Linked DNA regions of Homo sapiens: region 1 is linked to region 2. A link is an interaction called in ENCODE POLR2A ChIA-PET data of the cell type or tissue named here. Cell type or tissue: PC-9. All regions are shown on one strand. Each heading gives the region's core, and the rest is flanking DNA. Links, peaks and the distances in the headings are about the cores only. Region 1 overlaps CCDC32 (coiled-coil domain containing 32). Region 2 overlaps DNAJC17 (DnaJ heat shock protein family (Hsp40) member C17).

Region 1 (2,908 bases), core at 270-2,769, 220 kb before region 2:
TGAGCCAGGCGTGGTGGTGGGCGACTGTAATCCCAGCTACTCAGGAGGCTGAGGCAGCAGAATTGCTTGAACCCGTGAGGCGGAGGTTGCAGTGAGTCGAGATCGTGCCACTGCATTCCAGCCTGGGCAACAGAATGAGACTCCGTCTCAAAAAAAAAAAACAAAACAACAACCAAAAAAAAAACAAAACACAAAGTGGTATACTGGACTTTGGAGATTCAGAAGTGGGGAGGTTTGGAGAGGGGTGAGGGATAAAAAACTACACATTGGGTACAATGTCCACTACTTGGGTGATGGGTGCACTAAAATCTCAGACTTCACCACTATACAATTAATCCATGTAGCCAAAAACCGCTTGTACACCAAAAGCTATTGAAATAAAAAAATTAGGGCCAAGCGCGGTGGCACACGCCTGTAATCCCAGCACTTCAGGAGGCCAAGGTAAGCCTTATTCCCAGGTTTGGCTTTGTGAAACATGGATGAATCTCATGGTTGTTCCACAATAAAAGGATATTACAATTCTAAAGACTGCCCCTCACCGCCCTAGACTGATATTTCTTTTTCCCCTAGCATGGGACAATTTGAATCTCTTTCCTGTGTTTGGAATCTCTCTAGATACTTATACTATGGCCGCAGGACAGGGTACTGAAAATGTGTTCAGGAAATATTTTTAAAATAAAATGGCTAACAAGAGGCAGAATGAATCTTATGTCAATATGCTCCCATTCTCAACAATCAATCTATTTATGTAAGTTTTTCAAACTCCAGCATCAGAAATCCACATGTAGCCCTGGGGCCATCACATTTTCTTGCAGGATGGCATAAGGTTTAACACTTTTGAGTTATTTGAATATACGGGCAACCAACAGTAGGCAAGAGGGTTCTACAGAATGCCAAGAAATCAAACACAGAATTTAGATGAACTGGGCAGAGGCAGGAAGTGACAAAAACTGTTTTAAGAGCTGTTCGGGTAGTCACGGCGGCTCATGCCTGTAATCCCAGCACTTTGGGATGCCGAGGCAGGTGGATCACCTGAGGTCAGGCATTCGAGACCAGCCTAGCCAACATGGTGAAATGAAACCCCATCTCTACTAAAAATACAAAAAATTAGCCGGGCATTGTGCCAGGCGCCTGTAATCCCAGCTACTCGGTAGGCTGAGGCAGGAAAATCGCTTGAACCCGGGAGGTGGAGGTTGCCATGAGCTAAGATCACGCCACTGCACTCCAGCCTGGGCAACAAGAGTGAAAGTCTCAAAAAATTAAAAATAAAAATAAAAAAAGATCTGTTCAAGGAAAAGGGGGCTGCTTCCCAACAGCCGGCTTGAAACATCCCTTGGAATTATATCTGACAGATACGTGTGACAGGAATAACAACAACACAAAAGAATAGGAAACCAAGTTTGATGTAACAGAACTTCAATATGCTTCCCTAGAGCCGTCAAACTTACCTAGAGATGCTAAATACACTTCTGAATCCTGCAAGGGAGCCCAAGGCTTTACAGCTGGCTGGACAGCAAAGTCAGCCACCTCCCTCTGGCCTTCACCTTCAGGGCAAGAATCCACAAAGGAGTCTGAGAATGCATTGTTGGCACCATCTTCTTGTTCAGGATTTGGCAGACAGGAACAAATTTCAGCCCAGAGATCCTGGCCAGATCTTGTGGCTGTAGAGTCAGCGCTCTCAAACATTTTCATTTGGAATCTGAGCTATAAAACAGAAGCTCAAGTGAGTAAGAACTGGCTTTAAGAATACAGCATAAGGTTGAGCACAGTGGCTCACGACTGTAATCCCAACACTTTGGGAAGCCGAGGCAGTCAGATCATTTGAGGCCAGCAGTTCGAGACCAGCCTGGGAAACATGGCAAAATCCCATCTCTACTAAAAATACAAAAATTAGACAGGTGTGGTGGCACATGCCTGTAGTCCCAGCTACTCCGGAGGCTGAGGTAGGAGGATCACCTTAGCCCAGGAGATAGAGGCTGCAGTGAGTGGTGATCACGCCATTGCACTCCAGCCTGGGTGACATTGCGAGGCCCTGTCTCACAAATAAATAAATAAAATAAAAATAAAAATGGAATTCCTACAAGCCATACACAAAAGGCAGATACTGTGATTCCACTTATATAAGGTACCTGAGTAGTCAAATTCATAGATACAGAAAATAGGATGGTGGGAGCTGGGGGCTGGGAGGTAGAAAGAATGGGGAATTACTGTTTAATGGGTACACAGTTTCAGTTTGGGAAAATGAAAAAGTTCTGGAGGTGGATGGTAGTTATGGTTGCACAACAATGTGAACACCACTGAATCATACACACAAAAATAGTTAAAATGGTCAATTTTATGCTACATATATTTTAACACACACACACACACACACACACACACACAAATCTGTAGGGCATTTCCAGGTTGGACAACCAGCCTGCACTTTTCTCCAAAGATCTCCAAAATGCAACAGTTCTATCTCCAGTCAATTAAATTCTGTTTTTTTTTCTTTCTTTCTTTCTTTTTTTTTTTTGAGACAGAGTCTCGCTCTGTCGCCCAGGCTGGAGTGCAGTGGCGCTAACTTGGCTCACTGCAACCTCCGCCTCCCGGGTTCACGCCATTCTCCTGCCTCAGCCTCCCAAATAGCTGGGACTACAGGCACTCGCCACCACGCCCGGCTAATTTTTTGCATTTTTTAGTAAAGACGGGGTTTCACCGTTTAGCCAGGGTGGTCTCGATCTCCTGATCTTGTGATCCGCCCGCCTCGGCCTCCCAAAGTGCTGGGATTACAGGCGTGAGCCACCGCGCCCGGCCCCTAAATTCTGTTTTCAACAGAACACAGACTAAAGGTCTTTCCACAGTTCCATATACATGAAGATCCTGCTTGGTAAAAAGTGTCTGTCAGAGAGTACTGTTACAATGCAAG
Region 2 (2,908 bases), core at 319-2,818:
GAAGGGATGGGTAGGTAGCCTGAGATCTTCCAGAGTGGCCTTGAATCAAAACCCAGCTGGCCTAAGAATGTTGGTCAAGTATGTCTGTCTTGATTAACTAGTTATTACTATATTTAACTGTTAAACCTGCCCTGGGCAGGGCCCATCCCTTGGTTTTAGCCTGGAAGACCAGTTTTGACTTTGAACCGGTTGGCCTAGAATTTGGTGCTTTGTACTACAAACTAGATTCCCAGCTTTGTCCAGCCCTCCTGGAGTTGACTGCTGCCTGAAGAATTTCTCACCATGTAAACACAACTCTCCTAAAGCAGGCCTTTGAAAAACCTTCCGGTCTCAATATTGTTTATTATTAAATAATCCTACCTTATGAACAGCTCAAAAGGCTAGATTCAGGGTAAAAATGTACAACAATTATTTTTTATAACTATCACAAAATTGGGAAGGAGAGGAACTTTCAGAAGAACAAGAAATAGAAGGGCCATCCTCTATAATCTTACTCCTTATGATATAGGATAAACAGGACTGCTGAAAGCCAGGTATCCCGGGTTGGAAGCTCCTCCAGAAACTGACTCTGGCCCAGGTCCAGTGGCTCACGCCTGTAATCCCAGCATTTTGGGAAGGTGAGGCGGGAGGATCGCTTGAGCCCAGGAGTTTGAGACCACCCTGGGCAACAGAGCAAGACCCCATCTCTAAAAAGAGAAAGAAAGAAACTGTGTCTGCAGGTGCTGGGATCACTGAGGCAGAGCTGAAGCAGCCACAGCAAGGTGTGGCTTTTCACTTGCAGCTTTTCTTCTTTACCTATAGGTTTCCCCTAAATCCCCTGGTCTCTCTAGCGCTTAGAAACACTTGCATTTCTGAGACTTCACAAAGGATCCAGGTGACAGTTCAAATGTTTCCAACCCAAAGTTCCCCATCCAGATCATGGCTTTTCAGAGGAGAAGCTCTTTCTAAGGCCCAGCCTCAGAAGGACGAAGATCTCAGATAAATGTAAGCTCCGTGAGTACTTCGAACTGCAATTTGCAGAAACTTGGTCTTTCTCCTGATGGCTTTCTAAAAACCTCACTGTCTACCACCCTTTTTCCATCCTAGACTGGTTGAGTTTAATCTGTTTTTGATGTCTCAGGATCATCATCCAGAACATCAACTACTGAATAGTATGACACGTTCTACGGAGAGTGGTGTCAGGCTTTTCATTTGCTTCCCTAGGTGGCGAGGATTTTAAATTCTACTCTTTTAATAGTTTTCCTATTACTTCCTTAGTTGGCCTCTACTAGACTGCCAGATGCCAGCCCTTCCCTAGAAGTGCTGCTCATCTGCTGCTTCTTTTCTGGTATGGTCTAGAGAAACAGATAAGCTGGTTATAACTATACCTTAAATGAGAGCATAAGGGTATAGGAAGGTATGGGGGTTCCCCTTACAAATAAAGTGGATGTACTTAGGAGGCAGGGAGTTCTGCTTCTCCCCAGGGTCCAGAACAGTGAACAGCACCTGGCATTCAGCAGGCACACAATAAATATCTGTTGCATGAATTGGCAAACATTCATTTGTTCTCAACCAAAACACAATCGGAAACCTCAACTATGTCAATTACTTCAGACCCACTGAGGAGCAGAAGGAAGTAGGTGCCATCCAGACCCTAGGAGATCTGACCACTATTTCACAATTTCTCCTCCTCCCTGCTAACACCTCCTCTTAAAAAACCAAGTCTGGGAAAGGGAAGGAATTACTAAAGCAGACTGCCAGGATAACCACAGTGGGAACTAAATGTTACCCCCTCATTGCCCACATCAGACAATGAATAATAAATTGGCAGCCACCCAGCCCTTCCCCGGAAGCTCTATAACCGGTTCTACCACTTTCAGCAACCTGAACCCAGAGCAGGGGAGGAGGGCTGGAAGCTGGGTCTCTAGCCACCTCCACTGGGTTTTGCCGCAAGCACACAGCAGGGCCTCTGACATCCACCTGCCTCCAGTTTCACCTCTTGATGGGGGAAGGAACTCCTGACTCACCCAAAAAAGCTAAGTGCTAAGGGATCCAATAAATACAAAATAGCCATCATTAACTTAAAAGAAAGGTGCCCTACAAAGAAGGGATCATTATTTTTTAAAAGGTTGCTGTCCTTTCTTGTAATAAAGCTTGGAGCCAGGTAAGTAAGTGGTACAAGTAAAGAGGCCGAGGCTGATAGGTTAGACTTAGATAAGGAGGACACAGAGGGAGGCAGCTCTATGTGACAACAAGCACTGAATGGACAAAGCATCCCGGGTAAATCAGCTGGAAACCCACTGCCAGGCCCAGTTCCAGTCACAGGCACAGTGAGTGATAACAGCTGGGGCAGCCACGTCTCCCCAAGCCCGGAGAGGCAGATGCCTCCCCATCCCCTCACTAGCAGGAACCCCAGAGGTATATGACTGCCTGATGTCACACGCAGGAAGCAAACAACAGAGCTCTGGGCACCTGCCTAAAAGTCCCCTCTGGCCAGGCATGGTGGCTGATGCCTGTAATCCTAACACTTTGGTAGGCCAAAGCAAGAGGATCGCCTGAAGCCAGGAGTTCAAGATCAGCATGGGCAACAAAGCGAACCCCACCTCTACAAAAAATTTAAAAATGGGCCGGGCACGGTGGCTCACGCCTGTAATCCCAGCACTTTGGGAGGCCGAGGTGGGTGGATCATGAGGTCAGGAGATCGAGACCATCCTGGCTAACACGGTGAAACCCCGTCTCTACTAAAAATACAAGAAATTAGCCGGGCATGGTGGCGGGCGCCTGTAGTCCCAGCTACTCGGGAGGCTGAGGCAGGAGAATGGCATGAACCCGGGAGGCGGAGCTTGCAGTGAGCCGAGATCATGCCACTGCACTCCAGCCTGGGCCACAGAGCGAGACTCTGTCTCAAAAAAAAAAAAAAAAAATTTTT

What was found. ChIA-PET counts read pairs that join two places held together with the same protein. Peaks named below come from ENCODE experiments on the same cell type or tissue, not always from the same donor. Only the 100,000 strongest peaks of a DNase experiment are listed, where the experiment ranks them.
Region 1: POLR2A ChIA-PET joins it to region 2 with 7 read pairs; 5 of 35 experiments call an interaction of 5 or more read pairs at or near these places.

What each region holds. Positions count from the first base shown.
Region 1 is chr15:40,561,324-40,564,231 of GRCh38, forward strand. It overlaps CCDC32 (coiled-coil domain containing 32), which reads right to left. Exons shown (of 4, transcript NM_001080792.4): 2 at 1,449-1,704. The coding sequence starts at 1,692. Among named protein-coding and RNA genes, the nearest start is that of CCDC32, 2.3 kb to the right of the region's middle. In PC-9, for the core only: no CTCF peak of the experiment used is centred there; no DNase peak of the experiment used is centred there; H3K4me3 peaks cover 127 bases.
Region 2 is chr15:40,785,811-40,788,718 of GRCh38, forward strand. The region is part of intron 1 of DNAJC17 (DnaJ heat shock protein family (Hsp40) member C17); the gene reads right to left. Among named protein-coding and RNA genes, the nearest start is that of C15orf62, 17 kb to the left of the region's middle. In PC-9, for the core only: no CTCF peak of the experiment used is centred there; a DNase peak (open chromatin) is centred at 1,731; H3K4me3 peaks cover 1,709 bases; H3K27ac peaks cover 2,500 bases.